Linked DNA regions of Homo sapiens: regions 2 and 3 are each linked to region 1. Evidence: chromatin loops called from intact Hi-C (ENCODE). Cell type or tissue: heart left ventricle. All regions are shown on one strand.

Region 1 (8,000 bases):
TGTGTGAGGAGGATGCCCTTCCGGCAGGGCTCTGGGTGGCCCTGGGGTGCTGGCCACCGACAGTAAGTGTGCTCCCTGCCCAGGGGTCCCTGGCTGGCCCTGCCAGGTTGGGGTGCCGCCAGGCTCTGGGCTCCCCAGGGGCAAGCATCTCGGAGACTCAGGACCAGCTGAGCCCCCACCAGTCGGGTCCTGGTGGGGCGGGCACCAGCTCACCTGGCAGGCGTCGGACTTGCAGTCGAAGTAGCCGGCACAGAGCATGTTGGGGCTGATGTCGGCGCCGTAGACCTCAGGGCTGCTGCACTTGTGGTCGGCGACCAGGGGGACCAGGGCCTCCCGCAGGGAGCTGGAGTAGCCGCTCACGTCTGTGGGACACAATGCCCTCAGCGTGACACCCACACTGTGGCTGGCCACTGTCCACCCTGGCGGGGCGCTGGGCGCCCCCCTCCCAACTCACTCTCATCCAAGTGGCCCCAGCCCGCAATCTGGCACTTGTGTCCTGCGGGGAAGGTGCTGCCGGGCTCGGGCAGGCAGATGGGCTGCACGAACTGCGAGCGTGTGGCACAGCGGTCCCCTTTCTTCTTCAGCCGGATCAGGACTGATCAGAAGAGTGGCCAGGGTCAGCCTGTGGTGTGCGGGCTGAACGGGAGGCTGTCGGGGCCCGTGGTGGAGGGAGGGTAGCCAGTGGGGTCCACAGGGCAGCCTGGGAGATCCAGAAGGGAGCGGTGCCCTGTCCTCCCTGCCCTGCCCCCAGCTTCCCCCGCACCACATGTCTGCCCAGCTCCTGCCCCTGTCTGGGCCTGGCCTGGGGAGCACAGGGCCCACCTGCCCAGAGTGCAGCCACGACACGCCGGAGCTCACCGAGGTCGTGGTCGCTGGGGTTGAACACCGAGTACAGGGTGTACGGGATGTACTTCTCGATGCCGAAGGTCTGCGTCACGTCCGTCGTGCGGTTGAAGAAGTGCTGGCCCAGCACCACGGAGACGCTGTCCCTGGGGGGGCTGTGCAAGGGGGGCTGGAGGCTGCATGGACCAGCCCTCCCCCAGCCACCGGGCTCACCTCTCCCCACCCCCTGTCAGGCCCACGGAGGCCAATGGTGTGGGACCCTGGTCCCGGGGAGGGGTCTGAGCAGGTGCCTGGGTGTGGGCTGTTGATACTGGGGAGACAGGGACCACCAAGCAGGGGCTATTGCCAGTCACCCCCAGATCCAGGCATGGGAGCTGAAGTGCGGTGCCATCCCTCCTGACAACACTGGTCACAAGCCCTGGGGGGAGTCTCAGGCCAAGCCCAGGCAGGATCGGCTGCAAGGCCGACCCGAGTGGGTGGAGACCTGGCCTGCTCAGGCCCTGCCCCAGCTTCCATCCACATTGTGGGGTCCCCAGATGCAGCCCTCACTCCTGCTGGGCACAGAGCCTGGGCCCCTGAGCCTGGCTCCCATCTGCTGTGTGGAGGTCGCTCCACCCTGCCTCGGCCTCCTGCCCTGGGCTCCATGTGGGGAACCCCATTTCTCCACACTGAGGAAGGCTCTGGCCCCATTTGCAGGCCCAGGAGCCGCCGGCTGCAGGTTCTGCAGGGCCACGCAGGACCCCACCCTGGGAGCTGTGGTCCTCGAAAGGCCGCCAGACCCTCGGCTGGCCGGACCCCTGCCCCTAATCACTGGGGTGCCCATCGAAGGTGGAAGGGCGTCTGGCCCAGGCTGCTCCGTCTCAGGGTCTCCCCACTCGAGGCCCGCCTCCCAGAGTGTGGGCCTGGGTGGCTGTGCGCCCCCACTGAGGGGAGCCGGCTGAGTGGGCTGGGCCTCAGTTTCCCTGGCTGTGCTTGGGCTCCTAGGGCTCTGACGCATTGTCACTGCGCTCCCTGGCTCCCTACTGAGAGCCAGGACTCTGGGAGGGGCGGGGCCTGCGGGGAGGACAGGACCTGGCCCACTGCACTCTCCGCAGGCGCTGGGTCCTCTGTGGAAATGCCACTGACCCCTGGCCTCCCTCAATAGGGACAGGGTTTCTGGAGTGTCCATGCATGCCCAGCTCAGGACTGAGCCCCAAGACCCAGAGGGGTCAGAGAGGGTTACCGGGGACCCCGGGAAGGGGTCAGCAGAGGCACCGGGATGGGGTCCGCAAGCGGGTGGGGACAGGCGCATAGTGACGCTGGATGGTGTGTGGGGCCTCAGGGCAGGTGACTGGGGCCCAGAGGAGGTGCACCTGTGGGAGAAGCAGTGGGCGGCCGACACCACCCAGCAGGTGTGGACCAGGCTCCCGGCGCAGAAGCTGTCCCCGATGTAGATGGCGGCCAGCCAGGGGTGCGAGCCGGGCAGCGAGGAGGAGCCGCCGATGATACGTGGCCGCAGGAACGTCCTCTTCTTGTGCCTCCTGCCGCAGGCCTGGCGCCCCGGGGAGGCTGGCTCAGGCAGGGTCGCCAGGAGATCCGGTGACAGTTGGACTCTGGTGAGGGATTCTGGGAGCAAAGGTCACCGGGTCACACCCCTGGGGTTCACAGGGCCAGCCCCCTTCCACACACAGGCCCTACCCGGCAGGAGGCGCTGCAGAGGGCCATGGCCGGACCCCCTGTCCACGCTGCTCAGGCCCTGGCGCCCACTCACCTCTGCCCTCAGTTTCCAAATCTGTAGAATGGGGTTTGATGCCCGATCCCGAGGCTCTGTGAGGGCCAGAGGGGCTGGACACACGGAGGCCTTTGTGGCCCCCTCAGCAGCCCGGAACCCCACAGCCAGCCCCAGCACAGTCAGAGACCCCCACATGAGAGCCCCGGGCTGGCCCCGCCGGGGTCCTAGGGAGCCGGGGGGCCTCTCCCCAGGGCAGGAAGCAGGTGGCCTCTGGGGGGCCTGCACGCTGCCCTCCCTGCACCTCCCTGAAAGGCTTCTGCGGCCATCCTGGGCATGGTCCAGGCTGGGCAGGTGCCACCCCGAGGCCGTCGCCTGGTGACCAGCCCCCTGCAGCGGGCTGCTTCCCCACTGTGACCCCAGTACCGACCCACTGCGTGACCTTGGACCAGCCTGATCCCGTGAGCTCCAGTTTCCCCATTTGTCAGAGATGCAGTAGCCAGGTGTGCGGAGGGGCTAGGAGGATCACGGGGAAAACTGCTGTGACCTCGGTGGGGCCCAAGGCAGCACCCCCCGCCAGCCGCGCACCGCAGGCCTCCAGGCGGCAGTACTCCCAGGAGAGCGCGCTGTCCTTCACCACGTAGCACCAGGGCCTCTCGTCATTGTCCGGATTCCTGCGGTGCATAAGTGGGGGCTGGCAGGGAGTCACACTGCCCCTCGAAGAGGGCATGGGGAGGGGGCATCGGAACCCCCAGCAGGGCGGTTCCCCGCACCTGGAGCAGTGGGAAGAGAGTGGCCCTCCCTCGGGCAGCCTCCCAGGCAGAGGTTCCGGGGCCTGTCTGGACGGAGCTGGCCCCGCCTGGGTCCTAGGGAGCCGGGGGGCCTCTCCCCAGGACAAATCCTGCCTGCCCCGCATGCGGCGGCCTGGAGCGGCGTGGTGCTGACCGGCAGTAGGCATGGGGGCCCAGGCCCAGCAGGGCCGCGGCGCCCACGGAGTCCACGTGCAGCTCCTGGTAGAGCAGATCGGAGTTCCAGGCCAGGCAGCTGAGGCCCGAGGCTGAGGTGCTGGCCACGCCACGGTACCCAGTGCCGTTCCCCAAGAAGCAGCGCTCATCAGGCTCTGCGGGCAGAGGGGCAGTGAGGCCGGCCCACGGTGGGTCCACCCGGCACTGCCCCAGGGCACCCCGGGGGGCTGACCCACTCACCGATGTTGCAGAGCCGTCCAGCGAAGCCTGGTGGGCAGGCACACACGGTGGTCCCGGTGGCCACGATCAGGTGGCAGGTGCCCCCGTTCAGGCAAGGGCTGCTCAGACAAGCTGGGGGCAGGGCCGAGGAGCTGGGCCAGGGGCCGCGCAGTGCCCCACGACAGCGGAGTCGGGGCCGGGGTCCACCCCTTGTCCCTTGTTTCTGGGTGACCTCAGGCCATTCCTCCCACTCGGGTGTGGACAGGGACACCCGTCAGGGGTCAGTGGCACGGCTCACACCCCGTGGCGCACCTGTATGTCGGGTGCCTTCGCACCAGGTCCGGCCCCCGAAGCACTCGCACTGTTCCACGTGGCCCTGGCGCACGCGGGCCCAGCGGTCGCCCCCCTCCAGGTACTCGTAGCGGGTCTCATCAAAGCATTTCTCTGAGGGGTGCACAGTAAGCCCTCACACCCTGCCACCTGCTGTCCCCGTGCAGGGCCCCTGCCCTGCACTCGGGAGCCACCTGTTCTCCCATCCTCCGGGGACTTGCTCCGGCCCCTGGACCCCTGCGGACCTCCGAGGCCCAGCTCACCTGTGCCGCAGTCCTTGCCGGTGAAGGCCCGGGGGCAGCTGCAGTGATAGGACTGGGGGTCCTGGGTATTGGAGCAGGAGCCTCCATTGAGGCAGGGGCCGGAGGCACAGGGATCCAGGGCAGCTGGGGACATGCGGGAGGGGGTGTGAGGGGCGGACTGGGAGGCTCAGGGTCCCTCTGTGACATTCTCTGCTTGCTAAGGCGTCCATCAGGCCCCAGTGAGGGGCTCTGAGAGCAAAGGGGCCCTCTCTACGCCCCTCGGGGTGCAAGGTCCCTGGGAGGGGCACAGACCTCCCCTTCCTCCCAGCGTCCCCCACTCAACACCTGGGCCACTGGCCCAGCTGTGCACGTGGCTTCCTGGAAGCCTGACACCCACACTGTCAGGCAGCAGACCCCTCCCATGTGTCCCAGGACCCATGTGAGCAGGGCGGCTGGCACCGCACCCCACAGACCCTGCCCACCTGTCCCCTGCCTGGGGCACGCCTGTGTGGCTGCAGGGCCCGGCCTCACCACCAGGCGGCGCCTTGGCCCCAGCGATGGCCGCGCAGCCACCATGAGACGCAGGTCCCACCTGGGAGAGGCTCTGGCCCTAAGTGGCACCCACCGGGGTTAATCCCAGAGCTCCTCTTCTGCTCCCCTCCAGCCAGGACCCCTGCCCGGGTCCGCCCCATCCTCCCCTTGGCCCTTCTGGCCTGGCCCAGTGCCCCCTGCCCGCCCCAGGCTACCCAACCCAGCACCCACCTGGGCCCCCTGGAGGCGGGGTGGCCTCCACACAGTAGCCCCAGGCCCTGTCCCGGTCGTAGTTGTGAGTTGTGGCACACCTGGGGGGCGACACCTGCGTGCATGGGGGTCCCAGGCAGAGGCCCCCCACCCCACCCCACCACCCTGGAGGGTCTCTGGGTTCACTGGGTCCGCCTGCTGCGTGGTGAGCGCCTACTGTGTGCCCGGCTCCCAGAAAAGCAGGCAGCGTGGGGCAGGTGACCCCAGCTCGGGTGCCCCGGCTGCCCGGACCCACCACTTCCTGTGTGCACTGCCCTCCGAAGTGCAGGCATGCAGCATGCGGCCCCCGTAGCGGAAGGGGAACCTGCAGGGCCTCCCGTCCTCGGTGAGTGCTGTGGGGAGGGGGTGGCAGGGTCAGGGCTCCCTCGAGGGGCACCCGAGCCCCTCAGGACCTCCAGCCGCAGCCATGCTCCTCCCACCCAGCCCTAAGGTGAAGCACGACACCTCCTCCCAGGCCCACCTGACCCACCTTGGGCCTGGGGGCTACTGCTCGAGGGAACTGCCCTGGGCGGGGGCGGGAGCCCCCCACTTTGGGGTCCCTCTGCCTCTGGAGCACTTGTTGCTGGGGTCTCAGAGGTCACAGAGGTCACCAGGATAGTGGGGATCGCAGGGGTCGCTGTGGCATTAGGTTCTGGGGACTCCGTACGGTTCTAGGAGGAGCAGAAAGGGTGTCAGTGTGGGACAGACCCTCACACTCAGGTCCTGCCGGGCAGGAGGTCACAGCCCTGAGCCTGTTTCCATACTGGGGCCCCCAGATCTCGGAGCAGGTTCCAGGAGGACACACGACATTCCTGAGGCCTCAGCCAGGCCCTGACACCTTCCCCGCCCTCGGCCCCTAGTTAACACCTGCTCAGGGTCACTGCCCAGGCCCAGGCACTGCTACCCACCAAGCTTAAACCCTGACGTCAGTTTTTGGTGATGGGAGCAGCTAGGAGGCCCTGGGAGGTTCCCCCAACCTCACGCATCCAGACCCAACAGAGGTCCAGAGAGAGGGGGCAGCCCCCAGACCCATAGGGGCCCAGGCCAGGCCGCACAGGGATGACAGCCCCCAGGTGGGGCTCCGTGAGCCCAGGCCCCAGCCTCCAAGGCCAGTCCAGCACCCACCTGCCCTGTGAGGGCCAGCTTTCAACGTAAGCCCCCTGCTCGGACCCCCGCCCCCTCAAATCCCCACGCTCTGTGGCGACCCTCCCTCTGGCCTCCTCCCAAGGACCCCAAGTAGCCACTGGGAACCTCTGGTCGCACTGCGACAAGGTCAGTGCTCACCCCGCCAGGCTGGGGCTGGAACCCCCGTGGCAGCAGCAGCAGCAGCAGGAGGAGGAGGAGGAAGGGGCCCAGCCCCGGTGGGGGCCAGGGGCTGGGGACCCAGGCCCAGCGCCCCATGGCTCCTGAGCTGGCCTGAGGGGCAGTGGGAGGCGGGAGCAGAGCGGCCAAGGCAGGTGGGGTCAAGGCTTCGTGGAAATGATTAACCCTGGCTGCCTCCCACGTCAGGCGGGCCCAGCCGGAGAGGAAGTCCCCGAGTCCCCTGGCCCCCACACCTGCTGCCCACCTCACTTTGACCCTACCTGGAAGCCCAGCTGTCTCTCTGGCCTCGGCCTGCACTGGTCCTAGTCCTAGACCTGACATGGTCCTTGGGCCTCAGCTTAGAAGCCTCCTCCAGGAAGTCTTCCAGGATAATGCAGATAGGTTGGGGCCTAGATGGTCTGGCGCCGCTCCCAGTCCCTGCAGGCCACAGAGCTGGCCACCATCTGCCTGTGAATTGTCCATGATGAGAGCCACTACGGGCGCTGGGCCTTGGAGGTGTCCAGCTCTGTGCCCAGCACAGCACAGACAGTAGCAGTGGGGATGGGATTGTCCCTGTCCCACAGACGGCAGCACTGGGGGCTCCTGGAGGGTTCGGTGCTGCATCCTCTCGGTGGCCCCAGGGCTGGCCAAAAGGCCAGGCACAGGGAGGAGAGGGGCCACGCAATGGCTGAGTGTAGCATAGGATGACCTGAGATCCTGCCCCACCTGCCTGTTCTGACTCTGGGGGTGGCCAGGGCCCCCCAGCAGCCCCTGGTGATGTTCAGAGTGTCCCTTCCTCCCCGTCTCCCAGACAGACCCAGGAGTCCACTCCAAGAAGCCTTTCCAACCCCAGCTCCCCACCGCCGCCTGGATGGTACAGGCCAAGTCTGCGGCAGCACAACCCTGGGCCAGGTACCCTGGGGCCTGGGATGGAGCTGGAGTCACGGAATTCGTGACTTGGGGCTGTGGGCAGAGCTGCCTGAGGAACCTCTTCTGCAATATTGGAGCAGCCGCTACGGCACCTCGGGTTCCTCCTGAGTCAGCAGCGACATCCCAGGGCTGCCGAGGTGGGAGGAGGGGTGAGTGAACCACTGTGGCCTGGAGACCAGCGAGGGCTGAAGCTGCCTCCCTGTATCCCCTAAAACCCCTCTCTCTGCCCCCCATTTGCCTGTCTGTGCAGAGGGAGAGAGAATGGACACCCACTGACCACCCAGCTTGACACCGTGGGCCCCAGGGGGCACAGTGCACATGGAGGCGTGGTGGGCCCTGGGGGCACGGTGAATGGGGGGTTGGGGGTTGGGGGGGAGGTCATGGTGGGCCCTGGGGCACGGTGAATGGGGGGTTGGGGGTTGGGGGGGAGGTCATGGTGGGCCCTGGGGGCACGGTGAATGTGGAGGCATGGTGGGTGCTGGGGGCACGGTGAATGGGGGGTTGGGGGTTGGGGGGGAGGTCATGGTGGGCCCTGGGGGCACGGTGAATGTGGAGGCATGGTGGGTGCTGGGAGCAGGATGGATGCGGGCTTGTGGTGGGTGGTACACACAGCTGGCACTGGGCTTCATCTTCCATTCCGACCCCTCCCCCAGCCCCCTTCCTAGAGCACCACTAAGTGGG
Region 2 (8,000 bases), 300 kb after region 1:
AATCGGGGTTCAGTTCTTCAGTCACACTAGCTGCATTTCAAGGGCTCAACAGCTATATGTGTTTAGTGGCTACTGTCTTGCCTGGCATAGCTATGGAGCACTGCCATGGTTATAGAAAATTCTGCCACTCTCTAGAACAGCACTGGCCCAGAGACTACAAAGAGAGAAGACGGCCTAGGACAGAGCCTAGAAAGCATGTGCTGGTGGGCAGGAAGGACTGAACCCAGTGACTGGGGAGTGGCAAGTGGGTAAGGGAACACCCAGGAGGCCCTCTGAAAGCCAACTGAAGAGGACACTCAAGATGGGGGTAGCAGCCTGCAGGATACAAAGAGGGAAAGGCAGGCAGGACCAGAGCAGTGCCCAGAGATGTAAAGACATGATCTGGGCGGGAAACGCTGCTATGGAGTGTGGCAACAGAAACCACCAGCAGGGGTTAAGGAAGGATGGCTGAAGTAGTAGACAGGGTCCAGGCCAAGAGAGCCAAAGAAGCCTTGCAAACAAGGTCCACCTCAGAGCAGTGGGAAGCTCTGTGGGCTGAGGCTGGGACTCTCCAGAGATGTTTGCAGAGAAGGGAGAAGACTGATGGCAGCTAAAGGAGAATGGGAAGTTAGTAGGGAGATTTTTAAAGGTAGAAGACAAGGCAAAGAGAGAGTAATCAGATATAAACAGTAAGTGAACTGGTCTATCTTAGGCTGGGCGTGGTGGCTCATGCCCGTAATCCCAACACTTTGGGAGGCCGAAGCGGATAGATCACTTCAGGTCAGGAGTTTGAGACCAACCTGACCAACATGGTGAAACCCCGTCTCTACTAAAACTACAAAAAAATTAGCTGGGTGTGGTGGTGCATGCCTGTAATCCCAGCTGTAATCTGCCTCGAGAGGCTGAGGCAGAAGAATCGTTTGAACCCAGGAGGCAGAAGTTGCAGTGAGCTGAGATCACACCATTGCACTCCAGCCCAGGCAACAAGAATGAAACTCCATCTCAAAAAAAAAAAAAAAAAAAAGTATGTGAACTGGTCTATCTTAAATCCATTGTACAAATAGTTAACATTTGTTTTGAAGTTGATTTTATTGCTTCACAGAAAAGCAAAACTGTCCCTGAGATTGGCAGAACATTCTACAACCATGGAAATGCTCCATAACTATGCTAGCCAGGACAGTAGCCATTAACCAAGATTTAAGGAGACAGCAATGAGGTACTTGGCCAGGAACATCAATTCTGAGCTTTCTTGGCTAATGCTGGAAACCTAAAACTAAAGCTAGGTATTTCCCTCTTAGGGATAACAGTGACTGATGATACTAAAAGAGCTATAAAACACATGGTCACATTTTTTTCTTCTTTTGGAAAGAGTCTGACTCTGTCACCCAGGCTGGAGTGCAGCGGCACAATCAAGGCTTACTGCAAACTCCGCCTCCCAGGTTCAAGCAACTCTCTTGCCTCAGCCTCCCAAGTAGCTGGGATTACAGGCACGCACCACCATGCCCATCTAATTTTTTTTTTGAGACGGAGTCTCGCTCTGTCACCCAGGCTGGAGTGCAGTGGCACGATCTCGGCTCACTGCAAGCTCCGCCTCCCGGATTCACGCCATTCTCCTGCCTCAGCCTCCCGAGCAGCTGGGACTACAGGCGCCCGCCACCATGCTCAGATAATTTTTTTGTATTTTTAGTAGAGACGGGGTTTCACTGTGTTAGCCAGGATGGTCTTGATCTCTTGACCTCGTGATCCGCCCACCTCGGCCTCCCAAAGTGCTGGGATTACAGGCTTGAGCCACCACGCCCGGCCCAACCCATCTAATTTTTTGTATTTTTAGTAGAGAGGGGGTTTCGTGATGTTGCCCAGGCTGGTCTCGAACTCTTGGCCTCAAGTGATCCACTTGCCTCAGTCTCCCAAAGTGCTGGAATAACAGGCACGAGCCACTGCACCCATCCACATGGTCACATTTTGATGTTAAATTTAGTGTCACAATCTGAGCAATTTTGTTCATTTAAAGCAAAAAGAGAATAAAGAAGGGACAGATTACTAAACAAAGGTAGTCTGGAAACCCATAGTCATTAAGGCTGTATGAATCCAGCACCCAAGTGGGACATTACCTTTATTGCGGGTCCAGGAGCCACGTCATCCAGGACGTGGGCACAAATGTTAATCACCTTCAGCAGGTGAGAGAAGAGCTGCTCCACCATGGGCACCAGGGCCCGGTCCCCCAGGGCTGGCCAGACCTCCTCTTGCTTGGTGGCTGCTGGGTTGGCTTCTTCTTCAGAGGCCCATGAACTTCTCAGAGATTTGGGAGCACTGGCTGTGATATGGGCACAGACATTACCTCTCCACCCCAATAGCATGGGAAGGACAAATTGCTTGGGGAACTGAAGTCATTTAAGACCCTATGTTGAGAGTTGGCCAGACATCTGTGCCTGATATTCAACTGATAAGCCAAACTCAAACTGAAACTGATGTTTCCCGCACAAATCTGTGTTCCCAATTTCCATGACTGTCACCACCACACACCTGCCCAGGATGTGAAGTCATCCCAGGTTTCTTTGTCTTCACAACCGAAGTTCAGTTGGTGAACCAGGCCTGGCAATTCTGCCTCCTTCATTCTCTTACAATCAGTGTCTTCCCTACAGTCCCAAAGCCATTATCTTGCCTTAGCATCAACATTAATCTCCTGAGTCTCCCTACCTTCTCCTCCAGCCCATGTTCAAGTTGGATGAATGATCTTATTAAAATACTCATCTTTTAGTCCCTTTCACGAAACTCTCCTATAGCCCCCTGAAGCAAATAGCACAGGCCCCAATTCTTTCATGGAGATTGGCAACTTCTCCCAAAATCAATTTCAATGGACTCCGTCTTCCTTGCTGGCCACATCCTCCATTATCATCGCCAAGGTGCTACACCCTCTCCGTGTTGTGCTCTTTCCTACCAGCCCATAAATCTGCCCAAGGAGAGTGATTAGGGCCACTCTGTGTGACCACTGCACTTTTGTTTACGTGTATCCCCCTCTAATCTAAAACTAACTTGAGAATGAAGTCCATACATTATACTTTCTTAACATCCCAGTGCCCGAGGGAGTACTGGCATATGGTGCCCATTAAAATGAAATTCAAAATGAGTTTACTTGTAGTTAACTGAGGGGCTATATTGGGAAGAGGCTACTTTAAAATACTCAGCACAGAACAGCTGCCAACTGCATGTGTTTATGCATATAGGTAACATCTGAAATTTGACTAAAGGGACAAGCCATCACTGGCAATGACCTTATAGTATTTTCCCCTCATATGCTCACCACCCCCATTCCCCCTAAGGAAATCAAAATCCAAGTCCTGGAGTCCCTGTTTCAACTCAGTACCAGTACCTGCAAGCAAGTTTCCGGCCAAAATCAAAGCATCTTGATGGGCTGAGAGATCCAATGGGAACCAAGCTGACGAGAGCAGGGTCAGAATCATTGTGGCCATCCCAACGGTACAGCTCTTCCTAGACTCATCTGAGGCACTCAGTGGAGGCACTCTGGAAGCAGACATTTGCAAAGTCAAATTATAGACAATTTTTAAGCAAACAACAGTCTTCCTTTCTCTTGCAATTCCAAGAGGAAGGCATGTCACAATACATTTTATACCAGCTCAGAAATTGTTTTATTTTTAATCAACTAACATCTTTCCTATAAATCAGAGCTCCATAAAAATCATTTGAGAAATGAAATCAGGTAGTAGATCTGAATGAAAGTATTGGGGCCTAAGTGTCCAATGAAGGAATGCTTTTACTAGGGCATATGACAATGGTTCTGCTGAACTGGAGATGAGACAGCTACCCAGACATTTGGGCATGTTAATGCCATTGAGTAAACAGGCACAAAATAAAAGAGAATTGGCTGGGGTGAACTCTTTATTACTATGGAAAAATAGTGTACTTGATACACAATGGGGCAGGTCTGACGTGGTTAGTTTTCCTGATATTATTATGTTGGTTCCCCAATGGTATCCTTTAACACGCCATATCTTGTAGTAAAAGTTATTGAAAGACAAATTGCAACCTCAAATAAGCAGGACTACCCAGGGCTCAATCCCCTAGAAAAGACAGTGTAAGTCAAACTACCAAGCATTGAACTCCAACCACCTGAGGTGCTGACTGAGCATTAAGAGAACATAGAATGGATATGGAGAATAGAACTCATAAATATCAACCCCTTGTGAACAGATGCAGAAACGAGGATTATGGTGTCTACCCATATTTTCTTTTTTATTTTATCATTTAAATCTATATTTTAAATTGTAAAAAGTATTAGAACTGTATGTTTACTTGAACGGATTTTTAACTTTCTTTAAATTAATACATTTTACTCCAATGCCAAAGTTGCCCAGAAGTGAAGTCTAGTGCCAGACCTATGATTAGAAACCGTAGCTGCTCAGTCTGTATGTGAGGAAGGTGGGAAAGCAATCATTCTAGAGCAGATAATGTAATCCACTTCAAGCAAATATCAGTTGGTCATTTGCTGACACACACAAGAAATCTGCAGGTTTACTTCTCAAATGTGATGTGAGTCACCAAAATCATTCTCAGTAATTGATACACAAAATGAAAGCCTATTCCTGAATGCTGGAGAAGACTTGAAATTATTTCCCAGATGCTAGTAGGGCCATCTACTGGAGGAAAATCATTTTTAAATAAAAGCTGTTAATACAAGAACAGTAGTTCCTAAATCATCACCATTTCGTATGCTAGGTCACAATTAAGTGAAAAAAGGTTCCTAAACTTCTAATTCACAGCAAATAATTTTGGAAAGAGTCAAGCTAATGAGAAAAGCCTTTTGCCAGCATATGAAAATTCCCTTAAATGAACTTGAAGACCACACCCTGAAATTCCCATCAATGCCTAAGAACATTTGGCATTCATTTCCCACAGCTCCTGTCACTAGTCTCACACAGCTAATATAGCAGAAACAAGTATTCCATCAGATATTTTTCCAAAAAGCCAAATTGATAAAAGACTTAAAAAGAAAGAAAAAGGGCATCCTAATAACTATGTTTATGTCATACTGTTGTAGACAACTATTAATATATACTGAGGAAAATACATACCCACAGTGCCAACCTAAACTCCAAATGCAAACTGGGAAGGCAGTGGAAAGAAGACACAAAGCTTCACAGCATCCAAACTGAGAAGAAAGAAACAATAAAATCACACCCAAACACCACAAAGGTTTATTGAATTATATCTCCTGTTACCCTTTATAAAAAGTACAAACAATGAGAAGAAAACTGAGATCTGTGTATGATAACCACAGGATATCTGTCCCACCATGGTACAACTTCCTACTTTAGACACCTCAAACACGTGTTATCAGAATGGCAATTATATCCCAATGAAGAGAGGTTCCTGTGCTGCCCACACCCTGGAATGATCTCCCACCCTTCCGCCTCTCAACTGCCCCTGCACATCCTTAGGAGCTGAGCTCCAGCTTACCACATCGTCTCCCTGACCAGCCTGCAGAAACCCTAAGGGCAGGAATCCTGTTTTTCCATCCCAAGCCTACAACAGTGCCCGACACAGTCGGCCACAATAAAAATAAATAAGCAAAGTTTACGATATTTTGAACAAATCAAGGGAAGACCATACTGCAGACAGCCCAAACAATATTTAGTCTTCTATAACATGGAAGTATTTCTTTTGTCAAATAAAATAAAAAGGTCTGGCTGGGCGCAGTAGCTCACGCCTGTAATCCCAGCACTTTGGGAGGCCGAGGTGGGTGGATCACGAGGTCAGGAGTTCGAGACCAGCCTGACCAACCTGGTGAAACCCTACCTCTACTAAAAATACAAAAATTAGCCAGGTGTGGTGCCACACGCCTGTAATTCCAGCCACTCAGGAGGCTGGGGCCAGAGAATCATTTGAACCCAGGAAGCGGAGGCTGCAGTGAGCCAAGATCATGCCACTGTGCTCTAGCCTGGGCAACAGAGTGAGATTCCATCTCAAAAAATAAAAATAAAAAGGTTTAACCTGGTCACCAGCAAATTAACATTACTTTTGTATATTATTTTTTTCTGATAACAAAAGTTATACTTGCTCATTTTAGAAAATTTGAGAATATCTGAAAAATATAAAGAAGAAAAAAATCATCCACAATCCCAAAATTTATCTTGGTGATTATCTGCCAGTGTGAGAAATGTATATATGTAAATATTATTTTTCTTAACTGAAATCCGACTATACCCCCACCAGGTTTGTATTCTGCCTTTTTTCACTCAATATTACAATCCAGATTATACATCTCCATATTGTTAAAAATTCTCCAAAGCATCACACTATATACTAGCATATGTACATAATTTAATTATTCTTGGATTCTTGGATATTATGGTTCTTTTCTAATGTCAGCAACATAAATTCTTATTATAAAAATGTAAGGCCAGGCATGGTGGCTCACACCTGTAATCCCAGCACTTTGGGGGGTCGAGGAGGGCGGATCACCTGAGGTTGGGAGTTTGAGACCAGCCTGACCAACATGGAGAAACCCTGTCTCTACTAAAAATACAAAATTAGCCGGGCATGGTGGTGCATGCCTGTAATCCCAGCTACTCAGGAGGCTGAGGCAGGAGAATTGCTTGAACCCGGGAGGTGGAGGTTGTGGTGAGCTGAGATCATGCCATTGCACTCCAGCCTGGGCAACAAGAGCAAAACTCTGTCTCAAAAAAAAAATAATAAAATTAAAAAAATAAAAATGTAAAAATGTAAATTATAAATATTTTTCCCTTAGTATATATTACCAGGTCACTGAGTTAATTATAATCTAGACATTTTAAACTTCTGATACATTACCAATGCAGGTGACAGTAGTTTACTTTTTTCTTTTCTTTTTTTTTTTTTTTTTTTGAGACAGAGTCTCGCTCTATTGCACAGGCTGGAGTGCAGTGGCTTGACCTCAGCTCACTGCAACCTCTACCTCCCAGGTTCAAGCGATTCTCCTGCCTCAGCCTCCTGAGTAGCTGGGATTACAGGCGCCCGCCACCACGCCCAGCTAATTTTTGTATTTTTAGTAGAGATGGGGTTTCACCACGTTGGCCAGGCTGGTATCCGACTCCTGACCTCAAGTGAGCCCCCAACCTTGGCCTCCCAAAGTGCTGGGATTACAGGCATGAGCCACCATGCCTGGCTTATTTTAATTGTTGTGTCTTCCTAAATTGGCTGAATTTTTTTATTTTGGGCGTGTATTACTTTAATAATCAGAAAAAACATAGTCATTTACATTCCTGGAGTAAGCTGAGATTCTTTTCACAGAAGCACAATTTCTTAGCAAGCCTCATGGATAAGTAAGAGCTGTAAGACAAGCACCTCACCGTAAGATGACCATACAACTAACTGGCCATACAAGCTACCAAAAACTATTACAATGTCAGTAAGACCGATCAAGAAAGAGACTTACTGTGAGTGCTCTGGTGGTTGATGTGATTAGTTCATGAGAAACTGCTGCAATAACTCTTGAAAGGTTATTTTCCATAGTGACGTCTGTTATGCTTGGTAGTAGGTTATAGCCTCTATATATTCTAATAACAAAAATATAGAGACTTAAAATACACTATTAAAACATATATTTTTAAAGATCAAATGGCATTTAAAAGTTTAAGATTAAAGATTAAAAAAAGTTAAGCAGTCTCAACTTTTAAGTGAAACGGGCTGAAAATAAATTTTGATCATTATTCCATAACAATGGCTGAATTTATTCCCTCCCTTCCTCCCAGTCTGCCCCGAACACTTTTGCTGCAGCCATACTCCCCTTACAGCGTTGCCTACTATCTGTTTAAGTTGAAATACATGCTTCATGAAGTTATTCCTGCTTCCAAGAAAAAAGAAATTCCTTTCTCCACTTCTCATCTCCCACGGCACTTTTTTGCATTCCCTTCATGGCACATGTCAATTTCTATCCCCCATTATAGTTATATACAAACTCTAATTCCTTTAGAACACATGGAAAAAAGGCAAAAAATAAAATAAATTATAAATGAATTATAATA
Region 3 (8,000 bases), 99 kb after region 1:
GCAGAAAGGCTTAAGGATGTCATCGAAGGCCTATATTGGTCATAAAAGTCTGTGAAAGATAAATTTACGAAATAAATTTTATATGATTAAGTTGGTTATAATTAGAAGAAAATTATGTGTAAGTCCTTCTAAAGACCAAACTTTAATATTAAAAATACACTAATACAAAGCAAAAAACGTGGTCGCTTATGTTAGAACAACAGGGTTTTCCTGAAGTATTGATCGGCTATTAGTAAAACTGCAGGACGTTTTGATTTTTAATTCTGAAGTATGTTTATAAAACAAGCTTCTGAACTGCAGCTTTTTTCTATTTTAGTCTCCATCTAATTTCCCTCGTATGAGGTTAGAAATGCTGTCTTCATTTAGAATGGCAATTTCATTTCTCCAGGCAGGGTCTTCCTCTCCAGGTGAATCTGACAGCCTCGGCTTGGGCTTGGCCTTGCTGCGTGTGACCTGCTGGCCGCATATCACTGCCTTCCACTCTCTCCCCTTGAGAAGCTGCAGCTGCTTGCTTGGCTAGGGCAAGGACTCTTTCCTTCAACTTTTTTGTCAGCTCCTGGAACTTTTTTCTCCAGTTTTAACTGTGTTACTATGGTCTGATGCACTGTTTTCCGCCTGTATAACTCGATTCTGTACATTCGGCTTTTCTGGATGTGTCTGAATTGTTCCATGGAACCAGAAAACTTCCCATACTGTGACTTAGAGCCCTGTACTGCCCTGCTCAAGCCACTAACTGTCACATTGACATTCCTCTATAATACGGTGCGCACTCGTAATACTGGACACCCTCTTCCTATGTCTCATTAAATTCAAGTACTTTTCATCAGCTTCTACTTCCAGGCAAACCAAACGGGCTTCCCATGAGGAGAAGCAATCACACCACAGGAGGTTTTTCTTTACCTTTTTGGTAACTGGCCTACGAAACAAAGATTTTATGTTTTATCAAGATAATTTCCTGTGTTGTCTTTATTAAGTTTTTTATTTTGTAGGAAAACTGAGCTTTGAGTGGGTTGTTTGTTTACATTCATGGAACTCCCTGTGTTGCTTCTGAAGTCTTTCTCATTCTGGTTAAATGAATGACTATTATCTAATAGTGACCTGTGCTCCTGTTTTGATCAGGCGTTTTAAATCTTTTGGCATCTTTGATGGGCTTCCCCAAGATATAAATTCTAAATTAAATCTTTTTGACCCATAATTAGCTTTAGTATTTTCCAGTCAAGCTTCTGGAGAGCCTCAAAGGACGTATCTCTCATCTTACAAAGACTTATCTGGTACGTCTGGTAAATGATTAGGCTTATCTGGTAAATTGTATAAAAAACACTGTAAAATGATACGTGATGCTAGACCTTCTTTCAGTTACATTTATGGGTGTGTTTTTATAGGAATGTTCCAAAATTGTATAAAACTCTCAGAAACCTAATATGCCATAACTCTAGTTATTATGTTGTATGCTACAGAAATAGCCAGATTTCCTTGTCAATTGCTAATTATAATGAACTTCCACCAGATTTTAAACCATAGCTATTCTGTTTTCCTTATCCATTGTTATTGTTTTGATTTTTCTCTAAAAGCATTTGCAATCAGATTCATGGAAAAGACTCTAAGAAGCACTCTTAAATACAGGTTTCTAATAACTTTAAGATCGACAGACTAACTGAAAATTCTTCAGAACTCTAATAAGGAAACAGATGAATTTGTGAAACTACTTATCAAGATCAAGCAGAACAAAAATTAATTACATGAGATTAAATAACTGATGAGATGTTTTTATGACTTTTATTTGAAACATTGTTGGTTCTTTACTTAAATGTTTTGTTTTCCAGATCTAAGGATGTTTTCTTTCTTTCTTTTTTTGAGACAGAGTCTCACTCTGTTGCCTAGGCTGGAGTGCAGTGGCGGGATCTGGGCTCACTGCAAACTCCGCCTCCCAGGATCACGCCATTCTCCGGCCTCACCCTCCCGAGTAGCTGAGAATACAGGCGCCCACCACCACGCCCGGCTAATTTTTTGTATTTTTAGTAGAGACGGGGTCTCACCACGTTAGCCAGGATGGTCTCGATCTCCTGACCTTGTGATCCGCCCACCTCAGCCTCCCAAAGTGCTGGGATTATAGGCGTGAGCCACCGTGCCTGGCCAGAACGTTATCTTTCTTAAACTGTTTATAACTTACAGCAATCTGGTAAAGTATACTTCTGTGAAAACAAAAGTAAAAACATTTGCTTTTTCTCCCTACTCGATCCCTCCAAAATTTGGAAACTGTTCACATGTATTCTTATGGCAATGTGGTTATTTACAAAAAAAAAAAAATCTGTTCCCTCTTTGTAGCAGGATACAACTGAGACCAGTGGTTCTGTTCCCAATGCCTTGTCTGGAATCTCAAATTTGAGAACGTGCATAGAATACCCTGCTTCAAGGGTTCCTAGACTTACAGCGGGTAAGTAAAAACTGTCACTTCGTATCAGGCCCAGAAACCTTAAGACTGTAGGCAAAATCTATAGTCTGCCTTGGTTTGGCTTCCCAGCCTCAGGAGGTTGTTAAAATCGGAGTGATTTTTTTCTTGTGTGATCAATGTAGAGAGAAGCAGCCATGTTTCTGAAGAAAAGCTGCAATACTCCTGTTATTAGACTGGAGCCCTGTGCACTGTTTCCAAGCTCCTCAATTCTTCCAGCTTCCTCCCATCCAACTTTCTCCCATAGAATCACTAAAAGCAGAGAACTACTCTATTCCTGAAGCCCTATAAGCTGAAACTAAATGTTAAGGGACAAAATCCCATTCCTGATGCGTGGGCCACACCAAGAGTTCACCAAACCACTGATGCCACAACCAGAGACACTTAGACCACAAGACAGGACTAGAAGCCGACAGCTTCATGCTGTGGGCAGCTTCTCCAAGGCACTGGAATAAGAGTCCATATTATAAAGACACATTTACCCCTCTTAATGCCTACCTTTTTGACTCGGCAGAATAATGGTGTAATCGAAATTTCACAATCAGTAGCTTCTGCTGGGAACTAGATAGAACCCTAAGAGATCCTTGAGTCCCCCTAGTGGGTGACTTTGGGAACATCCCTAATACAACTGGTGCTCACTCTGCTTTAATCCAACTCAGTCATGGGACACTAGATGATAAAATTGCTCTAAATTATCCATTGCGTAAAGAAGGAAATGTCTGTGCTATTGCTGATACTACCTGCTATACCTGGATAAATTCTTCTGGGAAAATTAAGGACCATATACCCAAAATAAGAAAACAGGTCGGGGCATGGTGGCTCATGCCTGTAATCTCAGCAGAGGCGGGAAGACAGATTGAGCCCAGGAATTCAAGATCTGCCCGGGCAACATGAGAAACCCCATTCTCCACAAAAAGGAAAAAGTACACACACACCAAAAAAGGAAACAGGCCATATATTATAAAAAGTCTCACCCAATTCCCTATGGTCATTTGATTTATTCAACTGGTTGTCTTTAAGCCTATGTTCATGACTCAAAACATTATGCAAACTAGGATTGTCATATTATTATTAATTTCACTCTGCATTTTCCCTTTATAAATTTTTTATCTGTTGCTTAAGTCTCTGCAGAAGTACAACTCCTAACAGAATCGTGCTGGCCCAGCGCGTTGAGATGATGCCAACACCCATGGAACAGACAAAACCGTACTTAACAGTGGACTCAGGTAGACTGCGCCTGAGGGCCACTCCCTCCACACCTCCCTGGTTGCTCAAATGTGGCTAAATGAGCTCTGACACTGACTCCTGGTCACCAGTCACTTCCTGATGATGTGGAACCAGACCACACCAAACTGGGACAGCTCCATCCCAGCACCAAGGGGCAATCAAAGCCTGACTGCAGGATGACTGGTCAGCTATGCTTTTGGAGAAAGATCTCAATTAAAAGGGGGAAATGTGAAAGTTGTCAGAAAGAAAATGGAGTCACTTGTATTAAAAACCCTAACAAAGTGTTACAGAGCCAGAGAAGGCCAGGAAGGGAGGGTTCTCATGCTCATAGACCTGATAACAAATCCATCACAAAAGACTGCAAAACCACAACCTTGCACACAGGCCATCTCAGCCTCACATACAAAAATATTCCTCTGAGGACATCTGTCCCGCAACTGCCTGTCCAACCTTGGACTGGTCCCATCCTTGTAAGATAATTATCTCAAAACAATCCTGTGATCCTCCTCATTTTTCCTTGAAAAACTGCTGTCTTTCTTGACCTCCCTGAATATTCATAGTTTACTACAGCATGCATATTCTCATTGCAATGCCTATTCCCAAATATTAATAAATATCGTTTTCTTACAGAGAGCCTTCCTCCGTGTTATTCAGGACGATGGGCTCAAGAGGCAAACCACCCCTCACTTGGGAAGGCTGCTCAGATCCCTCTCCAAGGAGTCATGGAAGGCAGCCAGCAGCGAGCAGGGCCCACACAGAAAAGGACAGGCAGCCCTGCCACCTGGGCCATCCTCCTTGGCCCCAGTAAGAGATTTACAGCCAGGAAGTTTAAGGTGTGGGGCAAAGACAGCAGGGACCACAAGCCATGTGGAAAGCAGCAGGGCCCTGGTGGAGATGGAGCATCCACTGGGGACACCCAGTGATTAGACGCTGGAGCTGTCTATCAGGAGCATGGCACTGACCCTGGCATGGGGCACACCCAGCAGCAATCCACCATGAGATAGAAGTTTACACCCAGCAGGGAAGGGGCAGGTTGTGCAGAGCACGTGGCCCAGACCCACATATCATTCACCAGGGCACCAGCACAGCTCTGTCAGCCCAAACCTAGGGCCACACAGTGAGTTCCTCATGACCAACAGAAAAGGAGGAAAATGAACAGGACTTGTGCACAGATGGTCAGCTCAGCATGGCAGTATGAGCCAAAAATGGTCCCGGGGTCCTCAGCCTCAAGCTAGGCCCTGCCTTAGGTAGCACACACCCCTTTTGAGTCTTCATCAGCAGCATGAGCACCCCATTGCAGCCGATTCTGATTGCTGCCCGCCCAGATACAGCACGCTAGCCCTGACCTGCCCTCGAGTTCCCCGGAGAGACCAAAGCTAAACAGGCCATCCAAGGGCAGATTCCTATTTGCAGCCACAACGTGCCAATCCCCAGGACCCCTGCCATCCCTGAAGCCACCTTTTCTCCTGGAAGAGCAGGAGCTGGAGCAGTCACTGTGGACGGAGTCTGGCCACACCGCTCATGCAGATCCTTCCCAGCTAAGAACACTCTCGCCCGTCCCACACGCGCTGAAGGAGACATGTACAAGAATGCCGTAAGGGCAGACTCTCTCCCACTCCCACTGAGTGTCTATCGATAGCGGAAGGCATCAATCATCGTCATATACTCATAGCAGAATGCCATACAACAAGTAAAAGGACTGGACTGAAAGTCCAGGAGTAAATCTTGAAAACATGACACATGTTCTAGAATAAGACATTAATAAGAAGACATAGAATACAGCTGCACCTGTATAAAATTTTAAAACATGCCAAATGAGACAGTCAAAGGATCAGTGGTTGTCAGAGTTCAACGGGAGGGTGCAGGGTAAACAGGTGGGGCATAGAGGATTTCCAGGGCGGCGGCTTTCTCGGTGATACACAGCGGTGGGTGCACGGCACGGACATTTGTCCAAACCCACAGAGAGGACAGCACGGGCAGGAACCCTCGTGTGAGCTGCGGACCTAAGCTAATAATCATATGTCTACACTGGCCTGTCAACTGTAACAAACACCCACACCAATGCAGGACGTAATGATCCCGACGGCGCATTTTTAACAAGTGGGTGGGGGCATAAGGGAACTCTCTGTACTTTCTGTAAACCTAAAACTGCTATAAAAAATAAAATCTTTTCATTGTTCTTTACAAAAGAAACACAGATAGACGAGCCACACAAAATGACACTTACCCATGTCTGTGGATCACGCCCCGTCTTTAAGGGGGCAATGACAGGCCCTACCTCGTAGAGTATTTGTGGGGATTAAACCAGCTCATTTCTAGAAGTGTTCACTGGAGTCTGGCACACAGAAGAGCACCCCAGAAAGCCCTGTGACAGCTCAGACACATTGCAGGGTAGAAAGGTTCCCAAATGTGCATGGGACGCTGTCCCCCAGAAAACAGGGGTTACCACTACAGAGGAGGAGGGGAGGGGACCACAGGGACTCAAAAAACAGCCAGACGTATCTGCAAGGTGGACTTGCATTTTTTAAAACTTGAAGGAGAAAAGAAGAAAAATGAAAATTAAATTACCTCAAGATCATCAAGGGAGCGAGTGATACTGAATCTCTTGGATCTCCCAAATGATCTCCGAGCAGACGTGCGTTGAGAAGGCTGAGTGAGTCCAGTTCCCCGCCCAAATTTTGAGCCCTAAACACGAAGAAAAAAGGCATCAGGTTATTCTTTTGCAAAGAGATGTTTAGTCTTGTCCAATGCATGGCATAGCAGAAAATCAAGGAATACTGTGGAACAAAGACTTTTTAAAAAGAGAGATTTAAAAGTCATCCCAGGGTAAATCTTAGGTATATTTTATACAAGAAAAACATGCAAAATTGAAAAAAAAACAGTCATCCCAGGATCGTCAAGTATTTGCTCTGCCAACTGTGTGCCTCTGACAAAGCCTCCACCTCTGTAAACACAGAACAGGATGACGGCAGCCCACCCACAAGGCTGTTACCCAGATCAAATGAAATCACGTGCAAGGGTGCTTGGAAAGTGGACACAGTACACTGAGAGTAAAGATGACTAGTATGATGATTAGTAAAGATGAAGGCAGGTTTTCAGCAAAGTCGTGCTTTTTCATAATTTTGTAAGCACTTTAGGAAATGAAAGAATCCCTAAGCATTCAGCTGGTGTCTGAAGACCCAACCAACTCCGGCGCAGGAAATAACTGGCTATTAAAACATCCTGTCTCTCCTCCTCCAGGAAATGACCAGAATTAATTCAATTCGACAAACATCTATGTTGTGCCCATCATTATGCTAGACACTTCCCCAGATGAGAAGCTGGCTCCAGCAAATCAGTCGCCACCTCTTAAAAACAAAAAGCATCACAGTTGGGAGCTCTGCTTTCCTGAGGACTTGGAATCCTAAGTGACCAATTTCAGGCTTGAAGGAAGGGAACCTGTTTATGTCAAGATTTTGAGGCTCTGCAGCTACTTTTGTCTCTCCACCTGCATAAGAGTCTTGTAGAAAACCTTGCCACAATTCCTTGAGAGTCCCTAGGGAAACCTACAGCATGCCTGCACCTTTCTGGAAGCAGATGGAGCAGGCCACCCTCCCGCCTCTCCCCTCTCCTTGACCACCACGCTGACACACCCCATCATGTCCTCAGACCCATTCCCGCCTGGGTCTCCCTGCACTGCGCTGCTCCTCCTCAACTGAAAAGTCCTTCCTACCCCACCCATTGTCACGGCCCAGCCCCACACCACCCCACACCCCGGGGCCTCTGCAGCCCCTACCCTCCGCCCACACCTCCATCCTCCACCCTCCCTTCTGTCCACACCCCCATCTCTCCACCCTCCCTCCCCCCACACCATCTCTCCACCCTTGTCCCCTCCCCACACCCTCATCTCTCCACCCTCCCCTCCGCCCACACCCCCATCTCTCCACCCTCCCTCCCCACACCCCCATCTCCCCTCCCCCCACACCCCCATCTCTCCACCCTCCCTCCCCCCACACCATCTCTCCACCCTTGTCCCCTCCCCACACCCTCATCTCTCCACCCTCCCCTCCGCCCACACCCCCATCTCTCCACCCTCCCTCCCCCCACACCCCCATCTCTCCACCCTTGTCCCCTCCCCGCCATACCCCCATCTCTCCACCCTCCCTCCCCCCGCACCCCCATCTCTACACCCTTGTCCCCTCCCCACATACCCCCATCTCTCCACCCTCCCCTCCGCCCACACCATCTCTCCACCCTCCCTCCCCCCGTACCCCCATCTCTCCACCCTTGTCCCCTCCTCCCCCATACCCCCATCTCTCCACCCTCCCTCCCCCCATACCCCATC

What was found. A loop is a pair of places that touch in the nucleus more often than their neighbours do. Peaks named below come from ENCODE experiments on the same cell type or tissue, not always from the same donor. Only the 100,000 strongest peaks of a DNase experiment are listed, where the experiment ranks them.
Region 2: a loop joins it to region 1, with 4 times the contacts of the local background. A loop is called at or near these places in 3 of 110 quality-filtered maps.
Region 3: a loop joins it to region 1, with 12 times the contacts of the local background. A loop is called at or near these places in 97 of 110 quality-filtered maps.

Annotation. Positions count from the first base shown.
Region 1 is chr4:3,440,490-3,448,489 of GRCh38, reverse strand. HGFAC (HGF activator) reads right to left here and starts at 6,522. Exons shown (of 14, transcript NM_001528.4): 1 at 6,372-6,522; 2 at 5,578-5,758; 3 at 5,344-5,440; 4 at 5,070-5,149; 5 at 4,329-4,451; 6 at 4,048-4,179; 7 at 3,757-3,867; 8 at 3,497-3,671; 9 at 3,140-3,225; 10 at 2,196-2,448; 11 at 859-998; 12 at 455-595; 13 at 214-362. The coding sequence starts at 6,488. RefSeq lists a silencer at 4,943-4,992. In heart left ventricle, CTCF peaks have their summits at 4,597 and 4,833 (motif pointing right); DNase peaks (open chromatin) are centred at 1,019, 3,799, 4,839, 5,349 and 3 weaker places.
Region 2 is chr4:3,142,298-3,150,297 of GRCh38, reverse strand. It overlaps HTT (huntingtin), which reads right to left. Exons shown (of 67, transcript NM_001388492.1): 23 at 7,412-7,532; 24 at 5,070-5,146; 25 at 3,350-3,501; 26 at 2,091-2,293. Among named protein-coding and RNA genes, the nearest start is that of HTT, 72 kb to the right of the region's middle. In heart left ventricle, a CTCF peak has its summit at 4,616 (motif pointing left); no DNase peak of the experiment used is centred here.
Region 3 is chr4:3,341,298-3,349,297 of GRCh38, reverse strand. RGS12 (regulator of G protein signaling 12) reads right to left here. Exons shown (of 18, transcript NM_001394154.1): 3 at 6,245-6,361. Among named protein-coding and RNA genes, the nearest start is that of RGS12, 52 kb to the right of the region's middle. In heart left ventricle, CTCF peaks have their summits at 2,837 and 3,048; no DNase peak of the experiment used is centred here.